Regions from separate parts of the Homo sapiens genome. Here all the other regions are linked to region 1. Evidence: read pairs that join two places in POLR2A ChIA-PET (ENCODE). Cell type or tissue: Panc1. All regions are shown on one strand.

What was found. Peaks named below come from ENCODE experiments on the same cell type or tissue, not always from the same donor. Only the 100,000 strongest peaks of a DNase experiment are listed, where the experiment ranks them.
Region 2: POLR2A ChIA-PET joins it to region 1 with 5 read pairs; 2 of 35 experiments call an interaction of 5 or more read pairs at or near these places.
Region 3: POLR2A ChIA-PET joins it to region 1 with 8 read pairs; 2 of 35 experiments call an interaction of 5 or more read pairs at or near these places.

What each region holds. Positions count from the first base shown.
Region 1 is chr15:85,355,935-85,360,934 of GRCh38, reverse strand. No RefSeq gene overlaps it. Among named protein-coding and RNA genes, the nearest start is that of MIR7706, 22 kb to the left of the region's middle. In Panc1, no CTCF peak of the experiment used is centred here; a DNase peak (open chromatin) is centred at 2,824.
Region 2 is chr15:85,552,833-85,557,832 of GRCh38, reverse strand. All of the region lies in intron 5 of AKAP13 (A-kinase anchoring protein 13), which reads right to left. Among named protein-coding and RNA genes, the nearest start is that of AKAP13, 170 kb to the right of the region's middle. In Panc1, no CTCF peak of the experiment used is centred here; no DNase peak of the experiment used is centred here.
Region 3 is chr15:84,851,923-84,856,922 of GRCh38, reverse strand. It overlaps ALPK3 (alpha kinase 3), which reads right to left. Exons shown (of 14, transcript NM_020778.5): 6 at 1-531. It also overlaps the pseudogene LOC124900361. Among named protein-coding and RNA genes, the nearest start is that of SLC28A1, 30 kb to the left of the region's middle. In Panc1, no CTCF peak of the experiment used is centred here; no DNase peak of the experiment used is centred here.

The DNA.
Region 1 (5,000 bases):
GAGACCAGCCTAGGCAACATTGTGAGATCCCCATCTCTACAAAAAATTAAAAAAATTAGCGGGGCATGGTGGCACATGCCTGTAGTCCTAGCTACTCAGGAGGCTGAGGTGGGAGAATTGCTTGAACCCAAGAGTTCAAGGCTGCAGTGAGCTATGATCATGCCACTGCACTCTACCTGGGCAACAGAGCAAGACCCTGTCTCTAAGCAAATAAATAAATAAAATTAGAAAAGCAAATCTGGGCCGGGCACGGTGGCTCATGCCTGTAATCCTTGCACTTTGGGAGGCCGAGGTGGGTGGATGGCCTGAGCTAGGAGTTCCCGTCTCTACTAAAATACAAAAAATTAGCCAGGCATGGTGGTGGGTGCCTGTAGTCTCAGCTACTCAGGAGGCTGAGGTGGGAGAAATGCTTGAACCTGGGAGGCGGAGGTTGCAGTGAGCCGAGATTGCTCCACTGCACTCCAACGTGGGCGACAGAGCGAGACTCCGTCTTAAAAAAAAAAAAAAAAGCAAATCTGATCATGTTACCCTGCTGCTTGGAATCCTTCAAAGATTCTCCATATATGTCATGTTTAAACCCAAATCACATAGCTTAGCCACCCAGACCCTTTGTGATCTGACCCCTGTCCAACTCTCCAGCCTCTGTTTCAGCCCTGTCTTCCGCAGTACAATCCCTATGGCCTGCCTGTCAGAACCAAAGGCGATTTCCCATCATGAGCCTGCGCATATGCTGTTGTCTCTGCTGGCAGAGTGATCCTCACCCTCCTTTACCGGTCTACTCCTGCTTGCCCTTTCTGGCTCCCATCTGCCCCACTTCCCACCAGGCCTTACTTCCAAACAGCAACACACACACCCCTCACACAGTTCCTGAGAATTCTATCTGGACGCTCTTCCTGAGATGTGTTCAGCACCCTGTTTTTGCCTTCATATACCTCACAACAGTCTTATTTGTCTGTGTTCCACTCTAAATGAGACCCACACCTCATTTATCTATCTCTAGCTCCTGGTTCAGTCCCTAACACAGAATAAGTACTTAATCATTTTTATTGAATAAAAGAATAATTGAATTGCCCATTTCCGTTTCTGGAATACACAGTGTCTCAGGACGCCCTTCTGTGAATTTCTGATCAATGAATCCTATGTTAGAAAGAATAGATGACTCTAGACCTCTCAAAAGGACTTTCAAATACAGAAAGAAGTTCAGGTCCGCCCAGGAGATTGGGCGACCAAGATACAATTAACCATGAGTCAAACACTGGCTTGTGCACTTTAGTATGTATTTTCTCATTTAATCTTCCTAACAACAGTTAAGTGTAAGTCTTGTTTTCTCCATCTTATAGATGAATACGCTGTTCAAAGCCCAAGCAGCAGGGAAGTCTTAGAGTTGGGGAACTCATTTCCAGATTTTTTTTTTTTTCAAGACAGTCTCACTCTGCCCCCAGGCTGGAATGCAATAGTGCAATCATGGCTCACTGCAGCCTTGATCTCCTGGGCTCAAGCAATCCTCCCACCTCAGTCTCCCCAATAGTTGGGACCACAGGAATGCAATCATGCCTAGCTAATTTTATTCTATTTTTTTTTTTTTTTTTTTTGTAGAGTTGGGGTCTCAACTATACTTTCCATGCTAGTCTTGAACTCCTGGCTTCAAGTGATCCTCCTGCCTTGGCTTCCCAAAATGCTGAGATTACAGGTATGAGCCATCATGCTCAGTTCATTTCCAGGTCTTTTTTTTTTTTTTTGAGACAAAGTCTTGCTCTGTCTCCCAGGCTGGAGTGCAGTGGTGTGATCTCAGCTCACCGCAACTTTTGCCTCCTGGGTTCAAGCAACTTTTCTGCCTCAGTCTCTCAAGTAGCTGGGATTACAGGCACCCACCACCAGGCCCAGCTAATTTTTTTGTATTTTTAGTACAGACAGGGTTTCACCATGTTGGCCTAGCTAGTCTTGAACTTCTGACCTCAAGTGATCCACCCGCCTCGGCCTCCCAAAGTGCTGGAATTACAGGTGTGAGCCACCACGCTCGGCCTTTTTCCAGGTCTTTATGATTCTAAATTCCTGTTCTCTTTTCATATAGCATGAATGCACAACTTCTTTTTCTTTCTCTAGGAGGATCTGGGTGAGGGGAACATTTCTGGTTTGTCTTTTGAAAGAAATAAATGCAGATTATTGAGACCTACAGGAGCCTAGGTCTGTCTGGGTTTGCAGTACAAGGTGATCCTGACCCTCCCCGACTACAGTATTTACTCATGAAGTTCAGATTCAGAGAAAGAGGTTGACCTAGAGAAGATGGAGCAAACCTGGACCAAGGAGACACTTTTGACAAGACTTTTCTATTTGGTTTAAGCCTCTACAAACCGATATCATTGTTTTTAGTACAGCATGCACTAATTGCATCGATATTTTATTTTTGGCTAGTTCATGTTGCAGATATTATTTAACAATATAAATAAATATGTCCCTTCATTTTGGATGCATTATACACATCTTTCCTGAGTTCTTGAATACAGTGATGAGCAGAATTGAACAGGTGCATTTCCATCTATGTGGCCTTAGGATTGTTTCTGCTAGAGTAGAATGAAGTTTGGTAGTTTGGTCAATGACCATAATACCACTCACCTATCCAGTCTGTCTCTCTCTGGCACATTAGCACTGCCCTTTTCCCCCAGGGAAGTCCACTTTAGTCCACTGGAATTTGTGAAACCAGCTGCACCTTGGCAAGCCCTGGCCTGGGATTAATTTGGCAGGGAGGTTATTCTGAGAAGTCTCTGACTCATAACTTTGGGGCTAACTCTGAGTACCAAGCCCCAGCCCTGCCCTCTTTTGATTTTTCTCTGTGCTGATTCATTCTGGGTTGGGACTTTATTGTCAGCAGTCATAATTGTATATGGGTGGAACTTGGTTTTTAAATATGGCAAGGAGCCAAGTCTAGGGCTTCTGCTAGCTTTGTTATTAATTGTGTCATTTTTTATTAACTGAAAAAAGGAAGAAAAGAAGGGATGATAGGAAGTAGAGAAAAAGGAAGTAAAAAAAAAAGAAATATCCCACTGACCCAAGCTGAAACCTATTCTCTTCCACCTTCTATATTTTCTCCAAGCCCTTGGAAAGACTTGTCCTGAATCTTGCTCACATGAGAAGAAGCCAAGTGCAGTAGAAAAAGTACAGCCGGGCACAGTGGCTAATGCTTGTAATCCTAGCACTTTGGGAGGCCAAAGTGGGCGGATCACCTGAGGTCAGGAGTTCGAGGCCAGCCTGGCCAACATGGTGAAACCCCATCTCTACTAAAAATACAAAAATTAGCCAGGCGTGGTGCTGCCTGCCTGTAATCCCAGCTACTCAGGAGGCAGAGGCAGGAGAATCACTTGAACCCAGGAGGTCGAGGTTACAGTGAGCAGAGATCATGCTCTCCAGCCTGGGTGACAGAGCGAGACTCTGTCTCAAAAAAAGAAAAAGAGAGAGGATAGATTTTGGGGTTAGCATATCTGAATAATTGTATGATCATAGGCAAGTTATTTAAACCTCTTTGAAACTCTGTTTCCCAATCTGTAAAACAGCAATAATATTTACTTTTAGGGTTGTCATGATGGTTAGAAATATTCTGTATAAATTGTCTGGTACATTAAAAAGCATTAATAACTTGAAAATATCATTGTTATAGCTATTTTTATTTTTATTTTTATTTTTATTTATTTATTTATTTTTGAGACGGAGTCTCCCACTGTCGCCCAGGAGCGCAGTGGTGCAATCTCAGCTCACTGCAAGCTCCACCTCCTGGGTTCAAGCCATTCTCCTGCCTCAGCCTCCCGAGTAGCTGGGACTACAGGCTCTCGCCACCATGCCCAGCTAATTTTTTGTATTTTTTTAGCAGAGACGGGGTTTCACCGCGTTAGCCAGGATGGTCTCGATCTCCTGACCTCATGATCTGCCTGCCTGGGCCTCCCAATATGCTGGGATTACAGCCGTGAGCCACCGCGCCCGGCCAATATCTGAATAATGGTATGATCATGGGCAAGTTATTTAAACCTCTTTGAACCTCTGTTTCCCAATCTGTAAAACAGCAATAATATTTACATTTAGGGTGTCATGATGGTTAGAAATATTCTATATAAGGTGTCTGGCACATTAAAAAGCATTAATAACTTGCAAATATTATTGTTATAGCTATTTTTATTAAGGGATCCTTTGAAACAGTGAGAATGTAGCCTCGCAGAATAGACTGAAAGTTTAAATTTCATTCCTCTGAAATTGTGGCAGAATGTTCTATGCTCCCTTTGAGTGGAGACTTGGGTATGTCTAAGTACAATGGTGGTTGGGTCTCAGGGACTGACTCTGGCTGTGAGAATACCCAAAACAGTCAGTATAGGAGAGGATCAAGCAATAAACAGAAGTCAGGTATTTGGGGAAGCAGTAGGAACTGGAGATAAAGAGCTCCCTTAGTGGCTGGCAACTCCCCATTTACTAACGGAATAATCTTGTAGAAGTTGCATAAATCACTGTGACTTGGTTCTCTTATCTGTGTCTATCTTTTGGGTTGCCATGAGGAACAGAGGAGATCACAGATGGAAAGTGTCTAGCACAAATTAAAGTGCTCAGTAAAGAATCATCTCACATGTGGAGAGACAAACTGAAATGTATGCAGTTGAAGTGTAGTTTGGCATAGACTTTGGAGTAATACTACCTTGTTCAGATCTGAGCTCCACTACTGTCTGTCTCACTTTCTCATCTGTGAAATGGATATAATCGCTTCCTTGTCTGTACTTATCACATACATGTGTTAGGAGGAAAAATTTTTTTTTTTTTTTTTTTGAGACGGAGTCTCACTCTGTCGCCCAGGCTGGAGTGCAGTGGCACAATCTCGGCTCACTGCAAGCTCCGCCTCCCGGGTTCACACCACTCTTCTGCCTCAGCCTCCTGAGCAGCTGGGACTACAGGCACCCACCACCACGCCTGCCTAAGTTTTTGTATTTTTAGTAGAGACGGGGTTTCTCCGTGTTAGCCAGGATGGT
Region 2 (5,000 bases), 200 kb before region 1:
TAAAATCAAAAGTATCCAAATATCAGCTTTAACAGTCATGTTCTAAAGAGGTTCTGTCGTGTGGGCATGGGGGCTCATGCCTGTAATCCAGCATTTTAGGAGGCTGAGGCAGGCAAATCACTTGAGTCCAGGAGTTTGAGATCAGCCTGGGCAACATACAAGACCTCATCTCTACACAAAATTTTCAAAAGTTAGCCAGGTGCGTTAGTTAGTGGTGGTGCGTGCCTGTAGTCTCAGCTACTGCGGAAGTTGAGGTAGGATGTCGAGGCTACAGTGAGCCATGACTGGGCCACTGCACTCCAACCTGGGCAACAGAATGAGACCTTATCTCAAAACAAACAACAAAACACAAAAAAAACCACACCTAACAAAAACGACAACAAAAGAAGCTCTATAATTTGTTGAAATGATTTCCCTGAATCAAATGTGAAATATCAGGAACAAATCACAGTACATAATAAATATAAAACGATTGTAAAAAGCTGTATTCAGTTTTTCAGAGCATTTTCATCATAAATATCTTATTTAATCTTCCAAGTAACAAGGCCAAGGTTCTGCAGATAGATAGCGTTTAGGCAAATCAACCAAGGCTTCACAGAGCTAAGGGCTGAAATGAGGGCTAAAAAATAAATTTTAAAATTAATTCCAAGCAATCTGTTTATTCTAAATCAATTTAGTGTAGTAATTTATGTGGATTAATGAGCAGAAAGAAAAGATAAAAGCAAAATGTTTCTTTAGATCACATTTTAAAATGGCACTAAGAGGTATTCGACTGAACACTCACACCTTAAACAACAAAACCACTTCAAATGCACATATTCTCTAAAAGGAAGTGTATACACAAAAATCCCAGAAGACGTTTACAGCAAAATTGTGTAGAGAATTTTTATTTACTCTGTATGTATTCTAAAACGCAAATCCAAATCTTCACTTAAGGAAAATAAAACAGGTGCTTATGGTAGAAAATGTCTTCGACTGGAAATGGCGGCTTCTTCTGAAGAGCTTTCTGAGGAGGTGACCTAACAACTGACCTGAGTGGTATGAAAGAGCCAGCATGCAGAGTTAGGGAACAAGAACATCAGGCAATGTGTACAGCAAGTACAAAGATCCTGAGGTGGCAATGAGCTGGCCAGGGAGGTTACAGCCAGTGTAGCTGTGCAGACAGAGCTATGGGAATGAGAAAAATGTTATGAAATGAAGTCTCAAGAGTTGCACCAGGTTCAGATTTCACAGAGCTTTGTGAGTCCTGGTAGGAACTAGGATTTTATTCTTGGAGGGGTGAGAAAACACTAGGGGGAGGAAGGCAAAAATGACAAAACAAAAGAAGGATGCTAACAATATTTACTACAGTCATGTGCCACTTAGCCATGTTTCAGTCTATGATAGACCATATATGGAATGATGGTCCAGTAAGATTATAATGCAGCTGGAAAATTCCTATCACTCAATGATGTTACGGCTGTCATAATGTTGTAATGCACTGCATATCTGCAGTGATACTGGTGAAAGCAAACCTACTGTGCTGCCAGTCATATAAAAGTATAGCACATAAAATTATGTACGGTACATATTTGATAGCGATAATAAAATGACTATGTTGTTGGTTTATTATTTACTTTTAATCCTCACAAAAACTCTGAGGCAGGTATCAGTGTATTTCCATGTTGCATGTGTGGAAACTGAGACTTAATGAATAATTTCCCCAAGAATTCACAGCTGTAAGTGAAACGGCCACAATCTGTACTCAGAGCTAACTCTAAAACTTATGTGCCTCCTTCCACTACCCACAACGAAACCTACCTCTAAAAAAGTTTCAAACCACATTCAAATTATACTAACTGGATGTCTGATGTAATATTTATCAGAAGCTAATAAAGTATATTAGGGTTTTTGTTATAAGTTTTATAAAATCCATAGCAAGTTTTTCAAATGCAAAATAACACAAATTAGAAGCCATTTCTCAGAGATAAGGTTACAGCATCCAAACCAAGTGTCCACAGTTTATGTATATGATACAACAAAATTCAATAAGCCCAGGATGAGTTTCAACTAATTTTCTAGCATTCTACCTGCCATGCAATAATCAACAACCAATCAGTCTCTGCCTTCTTACCTTGCCTAGCATGCGCAAGAAAACAATGGGGTTTTATGCTAACATACATAGAAAACCCAGTCAAATTAACTTAACTGCAGAGAAGAACACTTTTCTGATCCTAACAACACAAGTCCTTCAGGGAAGTTCAATGATGCTTCAGGTTGAGTTACAGCAAAAAGCCAGAGAAAATGTCAGAGAATAAACAATGAAGATTAACAAAGCATTGGTCTGGAAGCTGATACTCACACATGGCTGCCCAAGCACCCCGAATATCGCAAGCCCATCCTCTTTTAGTTTTGGCTTCATACTACAGCTTTAAAAATAGAGGAAAGCAGCCTGGTTACCCCTCCTAAAGGCGTGTTTCGCTCCAAGTTTACTTCTGACAAGGAACTGCAGCATCTAGTTCCTTTTCTGAGGGCTATTGCAATATCTTCTCAAAACCACATCACCATAATAGTGTCCAACCTTAATGAGTTCTACAAACCCAACCACAACTCTACTCAAATGGAGCTGGAGAAGCTAAATGCCAGAAAGGGGTAGGGGGTGGGGGGTAGCTAATCCACCTCAAAATGATGTATTTTAGCTATCCGTAGGGAACTCGCTGCTAGGCTAGTTATGGTCAGATATGCAATCCTGCATACCCAGGGCCACAAGATATTTTAGCACTGAAACTTAGTTTTCCTCTTTTCCTTCCTTTTTTTGGGGGGGAGGGAACATAGAACTGCCACTCTCGCCTTAATAATTAGCATAAGGAGAGTGCAAAGAAAAAGAAGGCACATCCTTGAAGCAACTACTGTCTATGAGTAATTTGCTCTAAATTTTGTGCTTTTAAACAAAAAAAGTTTTATAAGGTAATTGTTAGAGCATAAGCTGGAAAGTCAGACAGAGTTGGTTTGATTCCTTACTCTCACCTTACCATCTTTGTGATCTTGGACTACTTAAATTTCTCTGCGCTTCAATTTCCTCATCTGTAAAGTGAAAATACTAAATCTGTCATGAGGATTAAATGAATGTGAATTCAAAATGTTAGCTGTCTGGACACCCGAAACGATTGATATATTGTGACTGTGTGGTATGCTAGAGGGCTGGTATAATTCTAATGAACCAAAAAAGAAGGCAACTTCTGAGTATTAGACTTAAAAAAAAAAGAAAAAAAAGTAAGGGAAGCCTGCTTGTGGGGTAAGTGTCAAGCAACTACCCCTACAACACCTACCACAATTTACCCTCCAAAATTCTGTAAGGAAAATGGGGCTTGGTTTCCCCACTAGGTTAAGAGATAGTTACAATTGTGGGGTGAGGCTGACTAGGAAACAGTAAGTCAGAAACTGAATGGTGGTTAAAAGAGATATCATATTCATACGCACCTGAAATATTTCCAATGAATTGTCCTTCCTAGCTCTCCAAATAAAGAGATATCTAAGCTCCTAAGAACTTTATAAACATGTTCTTGTTTAATCCTAACAGATCTATGAGGTACATATTATTTTTCCCTATTTTGTAGATGAAGAAACTGAGGCCTATAAGAGATGTTAAACAATAGGGACACACCAAGTTCAGCTTTGCCATTTTTAAGGCCAAAGAGATGGATGCCTGCTGAACAAGGATTAAGTGATTACAGGGCTACCATCACTATCAGTGAGGCAGCACCACCAATACAAGAAATACTATTAAAATAAAGAGTACTATGTAAGCATTCTCTACATAATCTAAACCAGCGGTCCCCAGCATTTTTCGCACCAAGGACCAGTTTCACGGAAGGCAATTTTTCCACAGATGAGGGGGCGGGGTATGGAATGGTTCTGGGATGAAACTGTTCCACCTCAGATCATCAGGCATTAGATTCTCATAAGAAGCATGCAACCTAGATCCCTCACATATGCAGTTCACGATACGGTTTCCACTCCTATGAGAATCTAATGTCACCACTGACTGGACAGTAGGCAAGCTCAGGTGGTAATGCTCGCTCGCCCGCCTGACACTCACCTCTTGCTGTGCAACCTGGGTCCTAACAGTCCATGGACCAGTACCAGTCTGTAGCCTAGGCGGTGGGGACCCCTGATTTAAAGTACAAATCTCCTTATGTGCTTTTTATGCAGAAATTCTATTGGCCAGTTAAAGCATAAAATATGTACTATAAGAATAAAATGGTACAATAATCAGTGACTATAGAAACTGTTAATGTCATATGCAAAAACAACTAAAGAGTTTTCAAATGGATAAATAGTTTGACAGTTAAAATGAATATTAAGAGATAGTGCACCGGCTAGATAACCTTAGGAAGAACATTTTATCTTTATTAAGCCAACAAATATTTATTAAAATTTAAATGGTATAAGAATTACAGATGTTAGGCCAGGCACGGTGGCTCATGCCTGTAATCCCAGCACTTTGGGAGGCCGAGGCAGGCGGATCACCTGAGGTCAGGAGTTCAAGACCAGCCTGGTTAATATGGTGAAACCCTGTTTCTACTAAAACTACAAAAAATTGGCTGGGCATGGTGGCGAGTGCCCGTAATCCCAGCTACTCAGGAGGCCAAGGCAGGAGAATTGTTTGCATCTGGGAGGTGGAGGTTGCAGTGAGCTGAGATCGCGCCATTGCACTCCAAATTGGGCAAAAAGAGCGAAACTCCGTCTCCAAAAAAAAAAAAAAAAAAGAATTACAGATGTTAGATTATATTAAAACTCTAGATTTAACTTTTTATTAACTAGTGTTCAGAACACTAAACATTAAATAAAACAATTTTTTAAATTGTAGATATTCCATTTAGGCCATGTGTCTTTCTAGGGTAAGTTCAATTTGAAAATCATTCACATAAGAATAAAATTAAGAGCAGAATGTCAACATTGCCATCTCCAAATTTTGTAAGAAAAAATGGCCAAAATCATGTATAAAAACTATGATAAAT
Region 3 (5,000 bases), 500 kb after region 1:
CACCTCTTGCTCAGACTGACCTTCCATGGCTGTGGGCGCGCTCCCCTCTGACTGCGTCCCCTTCTCTCCCTGCATCCCCTTCTCTCCCTGCATCCTTCTGTCTTCCTGTGTGCCCTTATCTGCCTGGGCCTTCCTGTCTTCCTGTATCTTCTCACCTGCCTGTGTTGTTTCTAGCTGTGTCTCTGCCCTTCCCTGTGTCATCATGCCCTTCTGTGCACTCCTGTCTGACTGTGGCCTCTTGCTTTCTTGTGTCCCAGCATCCACCTGCGTCTTCCTATCTGCACGTGTCCTCTGGGCTGTCTGTGTTCCATCTCCCCTGGTCCTTCCATCCACTTGTATCTTCCCATCTGCCTGCACATTCTTCTTGCTTCCAGTTCTCTGGTTAGCAGATGTTCTCCCATCCTCCTGGGTTTCCATATCCATGGGTTCAATGATACCTTGACTTCCGGAAGTGCTAACCCCAATGGAGGCTACATCAGAGCTGCTGCTGGCCGACATGGTAGGAGCCGTGGTTGTCTGGCATTCCAGGACCTGAAAACAGAGGGACAAAAGCAAGGATTTAACTACATGGACATTCAGATCTCTTTCCAGTCTGGCATCCCAGTCTCCTCGGACCTCATCTACAACTGCTCTGATGGGAATCTTGCCTCCTGGTTTCTCAGGCCTGCTGGAAGTTGGGAGGCAAAGACATGTGACAAATGCCCAAAGCCCCATCCATGCCCACTCACCCTAATCTCTGATCTCAGAATCTGGACTGGGGAATATCTAGCACCCAGACCCAGCTCTGGCCCTTTCCACCTCTTCCTGAAGAAATCCTGCCTTTCCTGAAAGACCTTGCTCATGGGTTATTCCACCCCTCACCCCTACCATATGAAGGAGACTGTCCTCTCCCCAGGGCTCCCAGAGCAGTCCTTCTCCTGTGGCACTAATTGCCTTGGATAGAATTATGGGTGAAGTGAGAGAGTGCCAAAGGGTGTCCCAATAATGGCCTCAGTGACAGCATCCACCAGTAACATTGAGTGAGTGATAATAATGGATGCCATCCAAGCAGAGAGGATTAAAGTAATTCTGAATGGCATCTATGCCAGGAAATTAATGAAACATTATAATGTTACCCTTTTGAACATCTACTTGCAAAGCACTATGCTAGGCCCCTGTATATGATATTACCCCACTTACTCCTCATACAGTATGAATACTTAGGAGAATCAGCCCCATTCTAGAGATAACAATGACAAGAAGGCATGTGATCTGTCCACCGTCAGGTAGTCAGTAAGTGGCAGAGTTCAGATTCGCAGCCGGGTGTATCTCACTCCAAATCCCATGCTCTTTGTTGTTATACCATAACGCCACCTACTTTTAAAGGACTTCCTGTCAAACATGGTGGCGTACAACAGTGATTTCCCTTTTTTCCTCCAAGATATCATCAAAACCAACAAAGTAAACATGAAATAAACAAAGCAAACTCCTTTGTTAGTGAAACTGGAGGCAAATAAAACCTACAGTCTCAAAAAACAAACAAAAGGATAACAGCTGCCAAAAGCCAACAGATGCAGACACTGGGAAGCTGAGGAGGAGCAAAGTGATATGGGGAAATAAACAGGGCCACAGCTCAGCGGGAGGAGAGTGGAGCTGTTCAGCAGGTCTCAAGACGCCGGCAAAATCACGGCTACTGTAGACAAAGGTCACCCCAAGGTTATAAACCCGTAAGTCCACGTGCAACAAGAGCTGCAGGGTCATGGAGGCCTGGGTGGAAACTGGCCGAAGACACGGCAGATGAGCAGAGCAGACAAGGAGAGGAGATGGAATGGAGGCAGATCTCAGAAAACGCTGGCAGCTACACTCCTGAAGAAACCTCCGGAAAATTGCTAAGCCGAGAACATTGTGTTTTAGCATACAAAGACTAAAGGAATATTGTTCCCACAAGCCCTGCTTGAGGAAATCACCAGGGAACAAATGTAGTCAACCAAAAGATGATTGAGAAAACAACAGCAAAAGAGCTGACGGTAAGCACTGAACATATTTCACTTACATTAACATATATATTAATGCATATTAACATATAACTGTAGAAGCAAGACTAAAATCAAGTGGGGTTTAGAATGGCAAATCAGAATGTCAATGTTCTATGCCCTGACGATACAGAAACAACACAGCCAGCACGAAAGTGGAAAGGGGAAGAAACTTCCTTGACTGTGTCACCTGTAAGAGCCAGGCACCAAAGACATTACTCAAAGCTGAAAAACCAAGTAACAGAAATAGAGGATATTTACCTAAATAAAGATAATCACTTAGAAATCAAACTTTAGGCCAATATGAGATAGAAAATGAATGAAGGCCAGGCACAGTGGCTCAAACCTGTAATCTCAGCACTTTGGGAGGCCGAGGCAGGCAGATCATCTGAGGTCAGGAGTTTGAGACCACTCTGGCTAACATAGTAAAACCCCATTTCTACTAAAAATACAAAAAATTAGCCAGGCGTGGTGGTGCGCATCTGTAATCTTAGCTACTCTGAGGCTGAGGCAAGAGAATCGCTTGAACCCGGGGGCGGAGGTTGCAGTGAGCCAAGATCGTGCCAGTGGACTCCAGCTTGGGCAACAAGAGTGAAACTCTGGCTCAAAAAAAGATGAATGAAGAAAATGCAGAGAAGAAGTGAAAACACTGTATCATTTTTCATCATTAAAAATTAGTAGAAACTGAGTGAACAGATGAAATAATTAATGGTATTATATAAAACTGAAATTATAACATATAAATATTTTTAAATATCAGAACCACACACAAAATCAAAGGAATAAGATCACAAAATGAAAGACTTTTAAATATACATAATTAAAATATATGTAAATTAAGTGTAGAATTTAAAGTTACTTTACTAAATTAGGAATTTTCTGTTTTTCAAATTTTAAATTTTTAAATTTATTTTATATTTTAAAATTAGAGATGGGGTCTTGCCATGTTGGCCAGGGTAGTCTCAAACTCCTGGCCTCAAGCAATGCTCCCACCTCAGCCTCCTAAAGAGCTAGGATTATAGGTGTGAGCTACTGCACCCAGCCTAAATTCAGAATTTTGAATGAATGTTATCGATGTGGGAAACATTAGAGTTTGGCGAATATCAGGAATAAGTCTGACTGAAGGATTTTTTTTTTTTTTGAGACAGGTTCTTGCCATCTTGCCCAGACTGGCATGCAGTGGCTATTTATAGGCAAGATCATAGCCTCAACCTATTGGGCTCAAGTGATCCTCCCACCTCAGCCTCCCAAATAGCTGGGACTACAGGCTGACTGAAGAATCTTTTTTTTTTCTTTTGAGACGGAGTCTCGCTCTGTCACCCAGGCTGGAGCGCACTGGCATGATCTTGGCTGACTGGAACCTCTACCTCTCAGGTTCAAGCAATTCTCCTGCCTTAGCCTCCCGAGTAGCTGGGATTACAGGCATGTGCCACCACGCCCAGCTAATTTTTGTATTTTTTAGTAGAGATGGGGTTTCACTATGTTGGCCAGGCTGGTCTTGAACTCCTGGCCTCAAATGATCTACCCACCTCGGCCTCCAGAAGTGCTGGAATTATAGGCATGAGTCACTGCACCCGGCCTAACTGAAGAATCTTAATAAAAATGCTCTTCCAACTTCTCTGACAACCGGATATTAACAGACAAAACTGCCTTGGTGCCAAGAAACAGCAATTAGTAATATATTAGAGCCTCTTTTTTATCTTTTGATATTCTAGGATTAGAAAATGTTAATAAAGACATAAGATCTATAAATCTACAAAGAAGGTGCAGACTGTGCATACAAGACTGTTGCTGTTCACAAGACTCACGGAACTAGAACTTCTTGATTAAAGCTACCTTCACTCCTAACGCACTCTCAGCCAGATCAATCCCTCAGTTCTATTGAAACTACTTCTTCATTATCTCAATATCCATTTCCTTCATCTCCACTGCCAACTGCCTAATCGGATCTGCCAACAATTCTGTCTTGCCTGGACTACTGTAAAGCCTCCTAATTGGTATCCATGACTCTAGTCTTTGCCTCTGCTAAACTCTTTTCCTCACTGCAGCCCAAATGACCTTTCCAAAACACAAACCTGACTGAAACACTCCCCTCTTAAAAAACCTTTCAATGGCTTATCATCACTGACAGGATAAAGCCTAAAAGACCTAGCTTCAAAGAGCAAAAAGTTTAATCACACAGTAGCCCCTTCTTATTCACGGTTTCGCTTTCCGTGGTTTCAGTTAACTGTGGCCAATCTTGGTCTGAAAATATTAAATGAAAAATTCCAGAAATAAACAATTGATAAATTTTATAGGTCATTTCAAAGAGGCTGCAAAACCAAGAGCTCTTAACGCTGTGAGCAAAGATGGAAGTTCTCTCTAGGATGCCATGGCACTCGATGGTGGTATGTTTTCCTGGGGAGATATAAGACATAGGTGTTATATGACATAGTAATCTATGATTGTTGCCATGGGAGAGTTTTAAAGATTAACCAAAGTAAAAAGAAAAAACAAATTGTAAACTTTGCACTGTTCTGAGCAGCATGATAAAATCTCATGCCACCCCACCTGGGATGTGAAACAGCCCTTCGTGCAGCATAGCCACCAGGTATACACTAGGTTGCCCGTTACCCATTAAGTAGCTGTCTTGGTTACCAGATCAACTGTCCTGGTATCTCAGGGCTTGCGTGCAAGTAACCATTATTTTACTTAATAAATGGCCCCAAAGCACAAGAGTAGTGATACTGGCATATTACTATAGTTGTTCTATTTTATGATTATTGTTGTTAATCTCTTACGGTGCCTAATTTATAAACTAAACTTCATAATAGGTGTGTATGTATAGGACAAAACACAATATATATAGGGTTTGGTACTATCTGCAGTGTCAGGCATCCGCTGGGGATCTGGGAAAGTATCTTCTGTGGATAAGGGGGACTGCTGTACTCTCTTGGCCAGGGTTACAGGCATCGCACAGCCTCTACAGACGGCAATTTGGCATTATCT